2 separate regions of the Homo sapiens genome follow, and region 2 is linked to region 1. The links are chromatin loops, found by intact Hi-C in ENCODE. Cell type or tissue: CD4-positive, alpha-beta T cell. All regions are shown on one strand. Each heading gives the region's core, and the rest is flanking DNA. Links, peaks and the distances in the headings are about the cores only.

The links. Peaks named below come from ENCODE experiments on the same cell type or tissue, not always from the same donor. Only the 100,000 strongest peaks of a DNase experiment are listed, where the experiment ranks them.
Region 2: it touches region 1 in a loop (2.3-fold over the local background); 3 of 110 quality-filtered maps call a loop at or near these places.

Annotation. Positions count from the first base shown.
Region 1 is chr5:50,740,203-50,748,627 of GRCh38, reverse strand. All of the region lies in intron 2 of PARP8 (poly(ADP-ribose) polymerase family member 8), which reads right to left. Among named protein-coding and RNA genes, the nearest start is that of PARP8, 78 kb to the right of the region's middle. In CD4-positive, alpha-beta T cell, for the core only: no CTCF peak of the experiment used is centred there; a DNase peak (open chromatin) is centred at 3,677; H3K4me3 peaks cover 1,692 bases; H3K27ac peaks cover 3,764 bases.
Region 2 is chr5:50,419,084-50,427,312 of GRCh38, reverse strand. The region is part of intron 2 of EMB (embigin); the gene reads left to right. Among named protein-coding and RNA genes, the nearest start is that of EMB, 18 kb to the left of the region's middle. In CD4-positive, alpha-beta T cell, for the core only: no CTCF peak of the experiment used is centred there; no DNase peak of the experiment used is centred there.

The sequences.
Region 1 (8,425 bases), core at 182-8,181:
TATATATACAGATCCACCAAAAACAAAGGAAAAATAAAACAACTTTCAGATAAAAGAAAATTGTGAAAATTGGTCCCCAGCAGACCTGCAGTATAAGAAGTCTTAAACAAAGCTCTTCTGGATGAATAATACCAGACGGAAAGTCAAAAGAATGAAAAGCACCGAAAACTGTAAATATAAAACACTATTTTTTTAATGCTTTAAAAATACATTCGACTGTTAAAAAGTAAAATTATAGCACTTCACACACATATGATTACAGCGTTGTAACAGGGAGGGGTAGGATGGTCTTAAACAGTTGCAAGGTCCTTGCATATTATGTAAAATGAAGTTGCAAAATCCTTACATATGATGTAAAATGATATATTAACCCTAAATAATAACTATCAGAAAAGGAAATATCCCTATAGCATGTACACACACACACACACACAAACTGCTTAAAAAGCTAATAGATAAATTACACAATAATTCTAAAAATCATTTTGGATCATTTAATCCAAAAGAAAGCAGGAAAGGAGGAACAAAAAACAGAAGGAACAAATAGAAAACAAAAAGTAAATAGAGCCTGAATCTAATCATATCAATAACTTCATTGAATGTTAATGGAACAAGACACACTGAATAAAAGGAAAAGATTACCAGAATGGATAAAAAAGCAAGGTCTATACTAAAAATACAAAAAAAATTAGCCGGGCGCGGTGGCAGGCGCCTGTAGTCCCAGCTATTCGGGAGGCTGGGGCAGGAGAATGGCGTGAACCCGGGAGGCGGAGCTTGAAGTGAGCCGAGATCGCGCCACTGCACTCTAGCCTGGGCGACAGAGCGAGACTCCGTCTCAAAAAAAAAAAAAAAAAAAAAAAAAAAAAGCAAGGTCTATCCTATCTTTGAGAGATCCATATTAAATATAGAGACACATATAGATTTAAGTAAAGAATGGAAAAGATACACCATGCAAACAATAAGCATCAGAAGACTGAGGACTAAAGATATAAAGAGATCATTCGTAATGATAAACGTGTCAGTTCGTCAGGAAGAAGTCATACCAATCATAAATGTGTATGTACCTAATAACAAAGCCTCATAATATATGAAGCAAAACCTGACAGAAATAGAGGAAAAATGAACAACTCAACAATCATAATTTGAGTAATTAATGGAACCAGACCAAAAAGAAAAAAAAATTAAAAACACAGAATATTTGAAACTGATTTTCATAGAACACTACAACTGCAGAATATCAAGATAGATCATATACTGAGCTATAACACAAATCTCAATAAATTTGAATGAATGGATGAACATGAGTCAGCATAGCTTATACCCTGGGTTCCCTGGCTCATCTTGCCCTTATGACATTTGAGTCTTAAGTCCTTGAAAAGAGTTCCCAACTCCACCAGTCAAATCCCTGGCATGCTGCTCAGTACTTGGAAAGAGATTAGGAAGAGACAAAAAAAAAAAAAAAAACAAAACAAACAAACAAAAAAAACCATAACTGAATAAGTAGATGAGTAGAAAAGAAGTATGATTAGTAAACAGACCAAGTTTGATACATTTTTATTTCATAAAGCAAATTTTTTCCATTTAAAAAAAATTTTTTTTAGAGATGAGGTCTTGCTCTGTTGCCCAGGCTGGAGTACAATGGCATAATCATAGCTCACTGTAACCTCAAACTCCTGGGGTCAAGCAACTGCCCCCTGCAGCCTCCTGGGTAGATTGGACTACAGATTTGCACCACCACATACAGCTAATTTATTTTATTTTTGATAGAGACAGGGGTCTTGTTATATTGCCCAGGCTGATCTCAAACATCTGGCCTCAAGTGATCTTCCTGCCTCAGCCTTCTAAAGCACTGGGATTAAAACCATTAATCCCAGTTTTAATTCAAGGAACACTTTTTGGTAACCTGGTATGAGCCAAACATTGTGTTAATGCCAAATAAGATTTAAACAGAAAAAAATATATATATCAGAGGTAACACCTTTGGATGGTTAATTTAGAGGGAACCAGAGAATATGATACATAAATATGACAGACAAAGGAACTTGAACATTTTAAAGCACAGTAGTATTTTTTTTTACTTTTTATATAATATAGACTCACATAAAGTTGAAAAGACTGTACAAAAGTGTCATGTATATTACCCAGTTTCCTCCATTGCTTACATGTTATGTACCTACAGTAGAATATCAAATCCTGGAAACTGACATTAGTGCAAAGTTTGAGTATAGTTCTATGTTACTTTATCACATGTGCATCACATACCCATTATAGCAAACAAAATACAGAACTATTTGATCACACAAAAATTTCCCTTGTGCTACCTTTTTTAGAGACATATCCATCTCCCTTCACCCAAGCATCCTTAAGCCCAACAGCCACTAATCAGTTCCCTAGCTCTAAATTTTTTATCATTTCAAGAATAATACATAAATGGAATCAGAGATTATGAAGCATAACAGTATTTCCAGGCAGATTAGTATTTTGAACAATATACTCTGATAGCTAATATTTAGGATAGATTGAAGAAAAGAGAGATCAGATTAAGAAGCTATCATAGTAGTAAAATATGAGCACATATCAGTGAAAAGGTATGTATTGGGAATAAGAATGCAGGAACAAATGGCAGATGTTGGACCTCAGCCAATAGAGCAGCTTTGGAAATCATGGCCCTGAATCAACATGCCAAACATTAGAAGATAAAATATCCATGACAATGGTGCCCCAAAACAAGCTGGGGGGAAATGTACACTATGACCCCATATGAATTCATTTTCCCGTGATCCATTCCTTTATACTGTCGAATGGTACTATGTAGAAATAAAACTGATGATCAAGGCACCCTTCTGATCTGGCAGTGCTATGTGACAGAAGCTTGGCAATGCCAGAGATTATACTCAGTACTAAGCTGAATTAATTCCCAACAGCCTACCATCTCAACCAATGGCAATTGCTTCATTTTTCATCTAAATCAATGTCTGAATCCAAAATGAGGCCTTAATTCATTCCTTTGTCTACCTCCAGTTAGAGGGCCTGTTGTAGTTCAAGACAGACAAATAGGAGTCCAATGCAGCTTTGAGGCTTACTAGCTGGGAGGCATAAGAAAAGTTGGTTAAACACTCACAGACTCAATCTCTATTTAGTAAAATGGAAGAATCCATACCTACCTTAAGAGCCTGCTGTGATGATTTAATGGCTTAACAGGTGCAAGGACCCCAGGACAATGCCAGACACATAACAGCAGGTGCTGAGTAATTTTAGTCAGCTTCCAATACAAGCAATTAAAATTTATAGGAGTGAAATTTACATGAATGAATGTTCTCTGGAAAACTCAATTTGCTAAAAAGTACAATATATTACATTTATCTGAGACCCAAACCAACACTGATTATTTTATTTTATGGTCGTATTGTCCTCATGATATTAGGAGACATTCCCATGTTCGTGAACGTACCTAATTTTTCAAATAGAAAATAGCAAACAGAAATCCTGCAAAATGATTCATCAGCCCCTTGTGCGACAGCATTTTCTCAGTGGTATACCAGAAGGAAAATCACCAGGACTGTAAAATCCTAATCAGTTTCACTTTGTGACTTGCAGAGTTCTAAGGGAAACAATCTAGTACAAACAGACATGGATGATTGGCTCAAGGATCTAATGAGTAGTACCAAAAAAACGTGGAAAGAACAAAGCTTAAGTAGATTGCAGAGTACTGTTAGTATGTGCTGTACATAATAAATGCCATGTAGCAGGCAGAAAATATTGTCAAGAAGCATAAGTGAAAGTGAAAGAAGGTGGACATGAGAAGAAAGCAAAATCTAGAGCAAGTTCTGAATTCCTTTTAAAAGTCATACTCATCTTTTGTCCTCACATCCCTGGAGCAAGCTCTGAATTCCTATTCAGAGAAAAAAAAAAGCCTTCAGAATTTTGGGATATGCTGACTTACAATTAATTACATTGAGGTGCTTTGCCAGAAACTCAGGTCAGTCAAATATGTGTTTGGTATATATTATATGAACAGTGTGATGCATGGTTCTTAAAGTCACAACTTTGAAACCAGAATCTAAAAATTATTTTATTGCACCTCAATAATTTTCTAACAAAATGGTTACTTTCACCTCTTTTTCCTCTGAAAGCATCTGGCCCAACCAAAGACATCTCCCAATAGCCAACAACTTCTAAAGGAGTTCCCAAAGCAGCTGTCAGTTGCTCCATATCTACCTAATCCTGTATTCTGTTCATATATTTGTTTACTCCTATAACTGGAACCATTTAATAAGGTCATTCTTGTATCTACACTTCCCAATCACTCCATTACCATCCTTTTCCTTCTGAAATGTCTGCAATGAGCTAAGAACAGATAGAGTCTGGTCTGAACTCCCAAGTTCATGGATCTAAGGAGAGTCTTTCAAAAGTAGTGGAAGATGGTAGCTCTATGTAATAAAGATTGGAATTTAGGCTTGAAGATGAAAGAATCTTAGACTTAAAAGAGTTTTTCGATGCACCAATTCATTATCTGATTTTACAAGCAGGGCCCATAACTGCCATCTGTAACGTCAAACTCCTGGATCCTCAGTTCATGCTTTTTCAACAACACCCAGAGGTTTTGACAGAACAAGTAAAAACCAGTATTTTATTGCACATTACCTTTTTACTTACCTGCTAATATTTAAAACAATTTCTCCAATAAACTACATCCTCGTATCTTTTATCCCTCCCAGTTAGATCCCACTTTAAGAATTTAAATAAGAAAAAGCAAAAGGCAGAAACAAAAAATTGCACATGACAAACAATCCTCTACCCTAGCGAAGATGCTTAGGAGTACAGATCTCAATTTTATTTAATCAATTAATTTTTAATTTTATTTATTTATTTATTTATTTATGTTTTGGAGACAAGGTTTCACTTTGTCACCTAGGCTGGAATGCAATGGCCTCAAGCCTCCCAAACCTCTGGGATTACAGATTTGAGCCATCGTGCCTGGTTAGGTCTCAGTCTTTGTTCACTTGCAAGTCAGCAGTTGAAACCTGAGACCACATCTCACCCCCAGACACACTGGAGCTTTCTAGAAGAAAATTCACTCCAGCACTTATTAATTCTGTCTTCTTTACTCTTCAAGTGCTGCAGAGTGAAAGAGATGCTGTCCCACTACCCACCTCCAGACCCAACTCTAGTGTCTCAAGCTAGAAGGTAATTTGGGGCATACTAGAAGCTCACCTTTGCTACTTTAATGCCATTCAGTTCCCAAAACATTCACTTTCATGTTCATCATCATTTCACCCTCTAAAAACATTTTCAAATTGTGCAGGTCAATCAGCTACAGCATCCTCATTCTTCACCACTATGAGCTACAATCTTTTTGTCATTTATCCAGGGTTGGGGAGCTCTAGGACCTTCTTTTCCTCTTTACCAAAAATCTTGACATCACTCCCATCCATTTGGACAACGTTAAGCTGCACGTAGTTCCATGGCCTCGTTTTCCCTACCACTAGCTCACCAAATCTCCAAATGGCTATACCTTGAAGCTTGATTTGGAGTGAATGGCTCCCCTTCTAAAATCTCAAACCCCCATGTCCCACTTTCTAACCACAATTTTATAATTTTCCCAGCTCTCACTCCTTTCCTCTTACTTCTAACATCCTTAAACAATGCATTCACTCTGTGTCTTTACCAGTCCCTCTGAGCTTCATTTTCATCTTCCCATGATTTTAGATACCTAACTGCTCTCTCCACAGCATCTTCGACTCCTTCAATGTGCAGCGCCTACCTTGCCCCTGCAGACTACCTGATCCTACCAGCTCCAAACTGCAGATTAGGTCATATTTGCCATGCTCAGCTCCTGGACCTGGGCTCTGAATGCTGCTGGAAAGGACAATGAAACTAAGGGGCCTGGTGCCCTACAGACATGTGGTTCTCAATATTATCTATTAACAACTCTGCTCAGTAACCTGAGAAACCCATTCTTCATAAACCCCCTTACTTTTTCTTCCTAGTTGTTTTTGCAAATTTTCACAGCTTTCCAAACACCGTATAACAACCTACCCTTTCACTCTCATCAAAATGCTTTCTTTCCACATTAAGAGAGATTATCATATGGTTACTTCCTCAAGGCATTCCCTTTATTCTGTCTCCCACCAACCACCTACAAGCTCATACTCCTCTCCTTGTACCCAGGAAGAAGGAATTATCTGTCCTTGTAATCTAAGATTAATCCATCTACTTGCTGCACAGAACTCATAAACCCACACTCCATTTGGGGCTTTGTTCTATTAATTTAATCTAACAATTTCACAATTTGAAATCTATCAAACATATGTAACTATGTGAGTGGGGAAAAAAACTAGCCACAAAGATATTAATGGTAGCATTATTTAAAATAAACAAATGTATTTGTTTTTAAGCCAAACTGCCAAAAATAGGATTATATGAACTACTGCACACAATATCTGCCCCCTCCCTTATTCGGAACCACTCAACATGAAGACAAGAACACTAAGTTCTCCTTCTAGAAAATAAAATGCGGCCAGGGGCGGTGGCTCACGCCTGTAATCCCGGTACTTTGGGAGGCCAAAGCGGGCGGATCACCTGAGTTCAAGAGTTCGAGACCAGCCTGGCCAATATGGCAAAACCCTGTCTCTACTAAAAACAGAAAAAATTAGCCAGGCGTGGTTGTGTGCACCTGTAATGCCAGCTAGTAGAAGGCTGAGGCAGGAGAATCACTTGAACCTGGGAGGCGGAGGTTGCAGTGAGCTGAGATCGCGCTATTGCACCCGGCCTGGGCAACAAGAATGAAATTCTACCTAAAAAAAAAAAAAAGAAGAAAAGAAAAGAAAACACATCTTTCTCACCTATGAAATAAATTACGTATTACCCTTTACTAAGGTAAAAGGATGAAGACTCTTGCCCAACAAACATTAAGTTAGTTTCTCAATAATATATTTTCCTATTTTCAAAACTTATTTTGGTAATTTTTTAAGTTATACTTTCAGCACGTGAAGTAACAGGATCAAAAGTAATGTTTTTGTTTGTTTGATTTTTAGGGAAGTGGCCAAGTCAGCAACTTCTACGCTTAAATATTACACTGTAAGTTAAATGTCTGGACTTCTAAGTAAGCTATTTTCTCAACAGGGAGGAACCTGAGAGAACTAAGTCTGACATTGATTAGTAACATTGATGCAAGCTTTATAATGGTATTTTTAAAAGCAAGTGAGAAAATGGTTTTTTTACACTACCTTAGTTCCATGCAAAAGACAACAACATATTTAAATAAAGCTGTGCTTCTCTCTTTTTCTTTACTCATGACTACAAATAAAAGGACAACAATACAATTCCAATAAAATATGAATAGTAGATAGAGCATGTCATCAAACACTAACACCTCGATTAAATTAATTATATAAATATTATTTCCATATTGCATCCCGAAAGTTTAATATCTGAGCTTTTCTTTACTGAACACTTTGTAACTATAACTAATTCAGTATTCTTTTGATAAATATTCACTAACATGTAGATGTTTTTACCTTCACTGTTTTATATCTAAGTTCAAGTTTTAAGTGGTCATAAAAAGTTTAAAGAGGCTATAAATGATCTGCACAGCATACCAAGACGGAAAAACTAAATACGACTGAATAACTCTATAGCTCAATTAAGGCTTTGTCATGGAAAGGGAACAAACACTACAAATATTTAGAAAGAACTTCGATAGTATGATACAACCCTCAGCATCTTAAATATTTAAGGCAAATAAAATAAGTTCTTTCCAAGTTAATTTCTTGTGGAATATCAAATATATAATCTTTTTTTTTTTTTTCTTTTGAGAAAAGGTCTCACTCTATTGCCCAGGCTGGAGAGCAGTGGCACAATCACGGTTCACTGCAGCCTCGACTTCCTGGCAACAAGTAATCCTCCCACCTCAGCCTCCCAAGTAGCTAGAACTACAGACCCAAGTCACCATGCCTTGCTAAGTTTGAAAAAATTTAGTGTAGAGATGAGGTCTCAGTATGTTGGTCAGGCTGGTCCCAAACTCTTGGCCTCAAGCACCTCCTAAAATGCTGGGATTACAGACATGAGCCGCCATGCCATGCTCAAACATAATTTTAATAGCACCTAAAGCCCCCGCAAGACCTTCCCTATCTATGCGTCTCATCTTTGTCTTGCCTCACTGTGCTCCAACTGTTCTCTCTATGCTCCACTGTTCTCTCTATGCTCCAACAAAAAAGACTCCTTTCAGTTCTTGAGCATGTTGTGTTCCCTCTGCCTGGAATTCTCTCTCCCCTCCTCCTTTTGACCTGGTTAACTCAGTCTCATCCTTCAGTTCTCAATTCAGATGTCATCTCCTAAGAAAAAACTTTGATGACCTTTCCCAGACTTGATCAGATCTTACTACGGAGCAGTTACACAGTTTGTAAATATGGCTGATTGTATG
Region 2 (8,229 bases), core at 1-8,000, 320 kb after region 1:
GAAGATATATTTATAATTTTTAGTGTCAATGTAAAATAAAAATATCGAGATGAATCTCTAAACAAAATGTTTTATTTGGTAGAACAGAATTGGAGTTCAGGGCTTACACAGAGAGTGGAATGGTCTTCAGTATGACTGAAAACCAAAGAGAAGTTTAGAGGTTTTATTAGAGAGAAATGTTATATATTGTTTTGGAAGAAAACTCATTAGCACTAGCAAAGTTTTTGGGAGCTAACAAGTTCTGACTGGTGAGTGATGGTGGTGGGTAAATTAGTCTTAGAGTCATGGTGGTTTGTTTCAGAAGCTGCTAGGTAAAACTGGTCTTAAAGTTATACCAGGTCATTTCAGCAGCTAGCTTGCAGTATTAGCCCCGGGCAGGTGCTTTGTGTCCTAAGTGTTTTTTTTTTTTTTTTTCTTTTTTACTGGGTCTCTGGACTCTAATTTAGTTGAAAATGACAAGATAACTCCAATTCCTGATTATCAATTTTTACCTTATGAACCATAGACTTTCTTCTTACTGCTGTTAAGATTTTTAACCTACTATTTGTAAATGGAGTGTTTTCATATTTTCATAACATTGATATGTATCAATATTGATTTTATCATTATTCATTGTTGTCTAGAAACAATACTTATAACATTTCTATGTTGTTACTTATTATTTTCTCTTTCCCTCTGGCCATTGTCGAAGTTAATCTCTCTGTTAGGATAAAATGTATCTTGTAGAGAGATTCAAATACAATACGTTAATTGTAAATTTTGGACCAGAAAGATTTTGGTCTGGCTCTTGACATACATACTTATCCAAAGATTCTCGAGACTGGAAAACATATGGATTCTTGTGCCTGGGAGAATGAAAACATGGCTTTTGATTCATAAAAGCTTACTTATTTAATATTTTTAAAATATTGCTAATTATTAACAAACTCATGATGTTGACTATGTACCATGTTTGTATTTCTAAGTAACTTAATTCTTATAACAGCTCAATGAGGTGGGTACTATTACTATTTGTAATTTGCAGGTGAGGAAAGAGAGGCACAAAGAGGCGAAGTGAACTGACCAGGATCACAGTTCCTGAGTTGGAGCTTATGGTTTTCAATGCAGGCAGCTTGGTGCCCAGTCTGTGCTATTAGCCATTATGCTTTGCAGCCTTTCTTTCTGGGCATAATGCCCAGTTACTTGTTTCTTTTAACAGCATTATTAAATCAAGTATATTTATTTTTAGAAGAATGACATTAGTTTTGAAATGATGTAGTAAACAATGAAAATAAAGCTATTTTCTAGGTTTATTGCTATTTCTAGGCTTATTTAGTAATAAAGCTATTGCTTTAGAAGTTGCATTTGCTGCCTGCAATCCCAGCACTTTGGGAGGCCGAGGCAGGCAGATCACCTGAGGCCAGGAGTTCGAGACCAGCCTGGCCAACATAGCAAAACCCCGTCTCTGCCAAAAATACAAAAATTAGCCAAGTGTGGTGGTGGGCACCTGTATTCCCTTCTACCTGGGAGGCTGAGGCAGGAGAATCACTTGAACCTGGGAGGCGGAGGTTGCAGCGAGCCGAGATTGTGCCACTGCAAGAGTCCATCTCCCCTGCCCCCCCAGAAATAAAGAAATTGCACTTGCTTAATCATAAATTTGTGAAAGTAATTGACTTGACTGAAACTAAAAGTATTTTTTCTGCTCTCAGAGGTTTTAAAACAGATCTTTTGGTAATGGACTATTTTTATATCACTGTACTTAATTTTCCAATGTCCATAGTATTTGGAATTCATTGTATTGTTTGTATTACCACAATATATTTTTTTTGTTTTTTTCCTCTCTGCATATTAGTGTTTAGTTGCTCAATCAGTGTGTTATAGTTTAACAGAAGAGATTGAAATAAAAATAAACAGCTGACAGTTTCCTTGACCAACTTGTTAACGTTGGAATCACCTCTCCTGTGTTGACCCAAAGGCACATTTTATTTACATGTTGAGATGTGAGCAGCTCTCCCACAAGGTCCTTGTGAGCCAAGGAGATAATATAGGCAGACATTAGAGGTGCAGATGTGCAAATTAAGGCACAATGTAAGATTCGGGAAGATTAGTCAAGATAAGGAAAAACAACCACATTGTCTAAATCTCGGCCAGCAAGAGGTCTAGGTTAGGACCACTCAGATTCTAGGGGCAGGTGATTGAGAAGATTGAGAAGAAGAAAAGAAGTGAAAATACTTTATTGCAGAAAAGATTCTAGCATGACTCCAATGCTGCAAGTGTTAGGATATTTTTTCAGAGGTACTCATCAAACTTGATATGTAGACTGTTGATGCACAGAGAAAAAAACTGAGGCCTAACATTCATAGAGAGTCAGAGAAAGTAAAGATGGAAGAGGGATCTACCCATAGCAACACAAGTGGCAGTGGCTGCGATCAACTTTTGTTTTTTTAATATCAGTTTTTTTTGTTTTTGTTTATATTAACAGAAGTATTGATGTTTGGGGCTGGATGATTCTTGGTTATAGGAGGTTGTTTGCAGAATTGTAGGTTGTTTAACACCATTCCTAGCCATTACCCACTAGATGTGAGTGACACCTGCTAAGTTATGACAGCTGGATATGTCTCCAGATATTGTCAAACATTCCCTGGGGTACAAAATTTTCCCCATTTGAAAATTATCCCCACTGTTCTATACATTAAAAATGAGAGTCCTGCATGTTTCCCATCCCCTTATCTTGGGAATACACATGATTTAATAATCTTGTGATTAACATTTAGTAAAGAATCTCACCATAAAGTTAGATGATGGTGCTGAATCACAGGCACAGGACCTCACACTCTGTAAGTGGGACCTGTCTCTTCCCTCCCTCCTACTGGTGTTCAAATCCTTCCTCTCTCTAAGAATGGAGTCAAGATCCCATCTTCAATAAAGCACATATCAGAGAAGCGCATATGTTCCTGCTTCTCTGATATGTATTTACTGTATTTTTGTTAAATTTTAATTCTGCAAGTAAAAATGAGTTGTTTTGAAAATATTAAACATTATTTTCAGCATTAGAGTAAATTAGAAAATCTGAAAACCCTCCTGCCACACCTACGAGTATCTAAAATACAGTAAACATTCTTTTAAATATATAGCAATGTACACAAAAGTAAAGAAGTTTCTACCGATCAAAATTGGTGATCAGGGCATGAAACCCGTTAACTGATATTGTGTTAGGTTTCCTGTGTTTGTTGCCAAGATATTTGAGTTTTAAGAGCTACAAAAATATAAAAAACAAGGCCTTGAGTTCATGCAAGGAGGAGAGTTGGAACTGAAAACCTGAAGAAAACTATCCTTCCTAGGCTGTAAATATAGGGAAAGGTTTGATTTAGGGAAGAAAATCAGCCGACAGCACAAGATGACAAGTTGGCTTATTTCTTTTAAAGTTTTGTTAGGCATTTAAACCAAAAGATTCCCAGTGTTTCCTGCCAGTTAAAAATAATGTGAATAAAAATAATTTTTTTAAACCTGCAAATCCCCAAAGATTTCCGTTATTATTTAAAGACGTGGGCCTGTCCTCAACACAGTTTAAATTGCAAATTTACATTACCTGCATTATACTGTACAGGAGCCTCCGAGCTGAGAAATAACACAAAAATGACCCTGGCAGGTAGTACTTCCACAGGAAAGCAATGAAAAACCCTCTGTGGAAGAATGCATTGTCCATCCTGGTGACATAATCCCTGCTGTTACATGTCTCAACATGTCACAAAACAAAAATATAAAAAACAAGCACACAGTCCCTAACAGAGCTAAGGAGCAGTAGGATTAGACATTCCAGAGCTTCAGATTATAGAAAATACTAGGTAGAGAAATAAATATCAAAAACATGAGAATGAATATTATACTGTTTTTTAAAAAGACAAAGCAGGTTCAAAAAATATCCAAATAGAACTTCAGGAGGTGAAATAAAAAATGTGACTGATGAGTTTCAAGTCTCATTGAATTACCCACCATTTCTGTCTCTCTTCTCTTCTCCTCTTTTACAATGGTATACGCTGTTCAATGTGTTTCTTTCCCATGCTGTGTATGTGTGTGTGTGCATGTGTGCATCCATAAAAACTAGTATTGTTTGTTTTCTTTAGTTTTAGTGCTATTAGTCCATATGTATTCTGAAAATTGATTTTTGTCATTCAACATTAGTTTTTGGAGATCTAGTCATATTGCATATGAATCTAGCTTTTTTTTTTTTTAATTTGTATGCACAGTATAAATACACCAGCTTACTTAGACATTTTTTTCCTAATGGACCCTAGTTGGCTAATATATTTTTTTGTTATAAACCATGTAGCAAGGGATACCCTACATATATCTCTCTGGGCATAATTGTGAATGTTTCTCTAGGATAAATACCACAAAGTAGAGTTGCTCAGTTAGAAATTATGCACATCTTTATTTTAACATATACTTCCAGATTGGCCTTCAAAACATCTTGACAGTTGGCCCCTTTCCCTGACCCACGTACTAGGCTTATATTTTATTTTTTGAATTAATTTAAATGAGGTAGGCATAAATTTTGGATACTGAATTTTTACTTTTTATAGAAGTTGCGAATATTTTTTCCCACTTTAAACTTTAAACTTTTATGTGGTGTTTTTTAGTTGTGAAGAAGTTTCATTATATTTCCTCCTATTATTTGCATACTTTTCCACCTTTCACTTTTTAACCCATTTATGATATAGTTTTATGTTTTGTGTGTGAGAAGGAACTAATTTTATGGTTATTATTTTGTACTGTTAGCCAGCGTCTCAACTTTCTTAACTGAATAGTTCTCCTTTTCCTGATAGCTTTGAAATAGCACTCTAATCATATTTCAGTTCCCAAACTCTGTTCTGTTTCTCTACTGTTACATTGTTTTACAAAGTTATTAAAGTACTTCCCAAAGTAAGAAGTACATTTTACTTTGCAACCTGATGCACCAACTGCATGTTCACACACATATGAAACAGAATATTCATCGAATAACACCTACACCTAATAAGCTTGTTATACTCTGATAATTTCTCTTTTACTCCAATCCATTAAAAAACAAATCTGTTGATAACTATTAAATTGATTTCCTGATTCACTAATAGATTTTTGCTTGCAGTCTAAAAAGTTTTGCCTATTTTATTTCATTAATTTCTTGGTATTTTATGGCATAATTAACATGTTAGTATTATTTTTAAAAACATATCTTTTTATCTGTTCTTTTTAAAAAAACAGATTTTCTTTCTTGGACTTTCTTTCACATGCACTTCTTTTTTTTAATTATACTTTAAGTTTTAGGGTACATGTGCACAACGTGCAGATTTGTTACATATGTATACATGTGCCATGTTGGTGTGCTGCACCCATTAACTCGTCATTTAACATCAGGTATATCTCCTAATGCTATCCCTCCCCCCTCCCCCCACCCCACAACGGGCCCCGGTGTGTGATGTTCCCCTTCCTGTGTCCATGTGTTCTCATTGTTCAGTTCCCATCTATGAGTGAGAACGTGTGGTGTTTGGTTTTTTGTCCTTGAGATGGTTTGCTGAGAATGATGGTTTCCAGCTTCATCCACGTCCCTACAAAGGACATGAACTCATCCTTTTTTATGGCTGCATAGTATTCCATGGTGTATATGTGCCACATTTTCTTAATCCAGTCTATCATTGTTGGACATTTGGGTTGGTTCTAAGTCTTTGCTATTGTGAATAGTGCCACAATAAACATACGTGTGCATGTATCTTTATAGAAGCATGATTGATAATCCTTTGGGTATATACCCAGTAATGGGATGGCTGGGTCAAATGGTATTTCTAGTTCTAGATCCCTGAGGAATCGCCACACTGACTTCCACAATGGTTGAACTAGTTTACAGTCCCACCAACAGTGTAAAAGTGTTCCTATTTCTCCACATCCTCTCCAGCACCTGTTGTTTCTTGACTTTTTAATGATGGCCATTCTAACTGGTATGAGATGGTATCTCATTGTGGTTTTGATTTGCATTTCTCTGATGGCCAGTGATGATGAGCATTTTTTCATGTGTCTTTTGGCTGCATAAATGTCTTCTTTTGAGAAGTGTCTGTTCATATCCTTCGCCCACTTTTTGATGGTTGCATTTCTTAAAATTGGGTTCTGTAAAAAATACTCTTGGAATTTGACTGATTCTTCACCCACTCTGTAGATTTATTTTGGGGAAAATTAATGTTTTTATACTATTGCCGTCTGTGATTTAGATCTCATTTTATTTGCAGTATCTGTTGTAGTTAAACTTAATTGTAGATATTTGTGTTTGAGTTATATGTCCCCTGCTAGATTAGTAATTTTAAATCCCCTCTATATCACATATAGCATATAAAAGTACTAAACAAATTTGTTTTGGCCAATGGATGAGTCAACTGTGTGAGACAAGAACTTCTTATGCATTTCTTGCATATCCCGTAAAGTACTTTCCACCTAGAATTCCTCATATAAATCATGAGGCAGAATTTTAATATGCTTGAACCTTCAGTCTAAGGGAAAGTGCCTTATCTGTCTAAAGAAGTGATTCATGTTTTAAGTACTGTATTCCGGGAGCTACAACCACTTCAACAAAAATTTATTGAAAGCCTCGTTTACAGTGGTGAACATGGCAGACTTCCCTTTCTGCCCTCCTCCCCCGATGTCATACAGTGTATGTTTCAGTGGGAAAGGCAATGGATAAGTAAGTAAACAAATTAATATGAAAGGTGAAACCGGACAGTGCCAAATGCTAGGAAGTATATAAAGGAAGTGTGATAGAGAGAGTCTGTTGTTAGCAGTGTTGTAAGGTTAGAGGAGCCCTTTCTGCAAAGGAGGCATGTGACCTGAGACAATCAGTCACTTGGGGTGTGTACAAAATGTATGTACTGACTCCCTGAGTGTCTGCATGGTTAGCACCTTAGAAGTTGATACCATGAGACATAAACCATTGTAAGACTAAATATCAAGGATTGGCATCAGGGTGTAAACACCTGCAGTTTGGAGAAATTCATTACCAAGGTAGCAGGCCATGCTTTCAGTTTACATTAGGTATTTATGAGCCCTTATCTTGATCTGGTGTGTGCTGAGACTTGTGTTTACCTCTCCTTTGATGGAATCCAGTTACTTTTATTGTATTTTATTTTTTAAATTCTGGGGTACATGTGCCGGATGTACAGGTTTGTTACATAGGTAAACGTGTGCCATGGTGGTTTGCTGCACCTATCAATCCATCACCTAGACAGTAAGCCCAGCATGCATTAGCTCTTTTCCCTAATGCTCTGCACCCCTGCCCTCCATCGACAAGCCCCTATGTGTGTTGTTCCCCTCCCTGTGTCCATGTGTTCTTATTGTTCAGCTCCCACTTATAAGTGAGAACATGCGGTATTTGGTTTTCTGTTCCTGTGTTAGTTTGCTGAGGATAATGACTTCCAGCTTCGTCCATGTCCCTGCAAAGGACATGATCTTGTTCCTTTTTGTGGCTGCATAGTATTCCATCGTGTATATGCACCACATTTTCTTTATCCAGTCTATCATTGATGGGCATTTGGGTTAATTCTATGTCTTTGCTGTCGTGAATAGTGCTGCAATGAACATACGTGTGCATGTGTCACTTTTAAGTCCTTTGTTCCATGTGATGCAACCATGATGGGGAAAGGAGATGAAGGGATGAAGAGGCCAATCTTGAATGCTTTCCACACCCTCTCCAGTCTTCACTAATTGTAGCAACACTTTTTATCAGTTTTATACAGTTATCTGTGTGTGTGTGTGTGTGTGTGTATGTGTGTGTGTATGTAGTGGGGGTTCTGTTTAAGTTTTCCTGTGATTTATTTCTGAAACAATTCTGCTACTAAAATAATTTTGAAATCCATTAGAATAATCCATTTCAAAATTTAAATGGTTCTTGTACTGGGGAATCAAATGATATGACATTGTCATTTGCTGTTCCTTTCTTCCATTATATTGAAGTGGATATGTGCAAAATGGTTCAAAATAAATGAAAGCTTTTTATCAAGGTAGAGAAGGCAGAAATTAGATATAAAGATTGGAGGCAAGTTGTTATGGCTTGAGATGATTTTGATTTGTAAATGTAGAAGAGATGGAAAAAATACTAAAGTGTGATTTATAGCTACAAGAACAAAAGGGCAGGACTGGCCATGGAGGGGAGCATACAGGGCCAGGGACTGGCTGATCTGAGTCCTGGACTGCTACCTCAGCCTGGATCTTGTCCCCTGTGTAACCTCA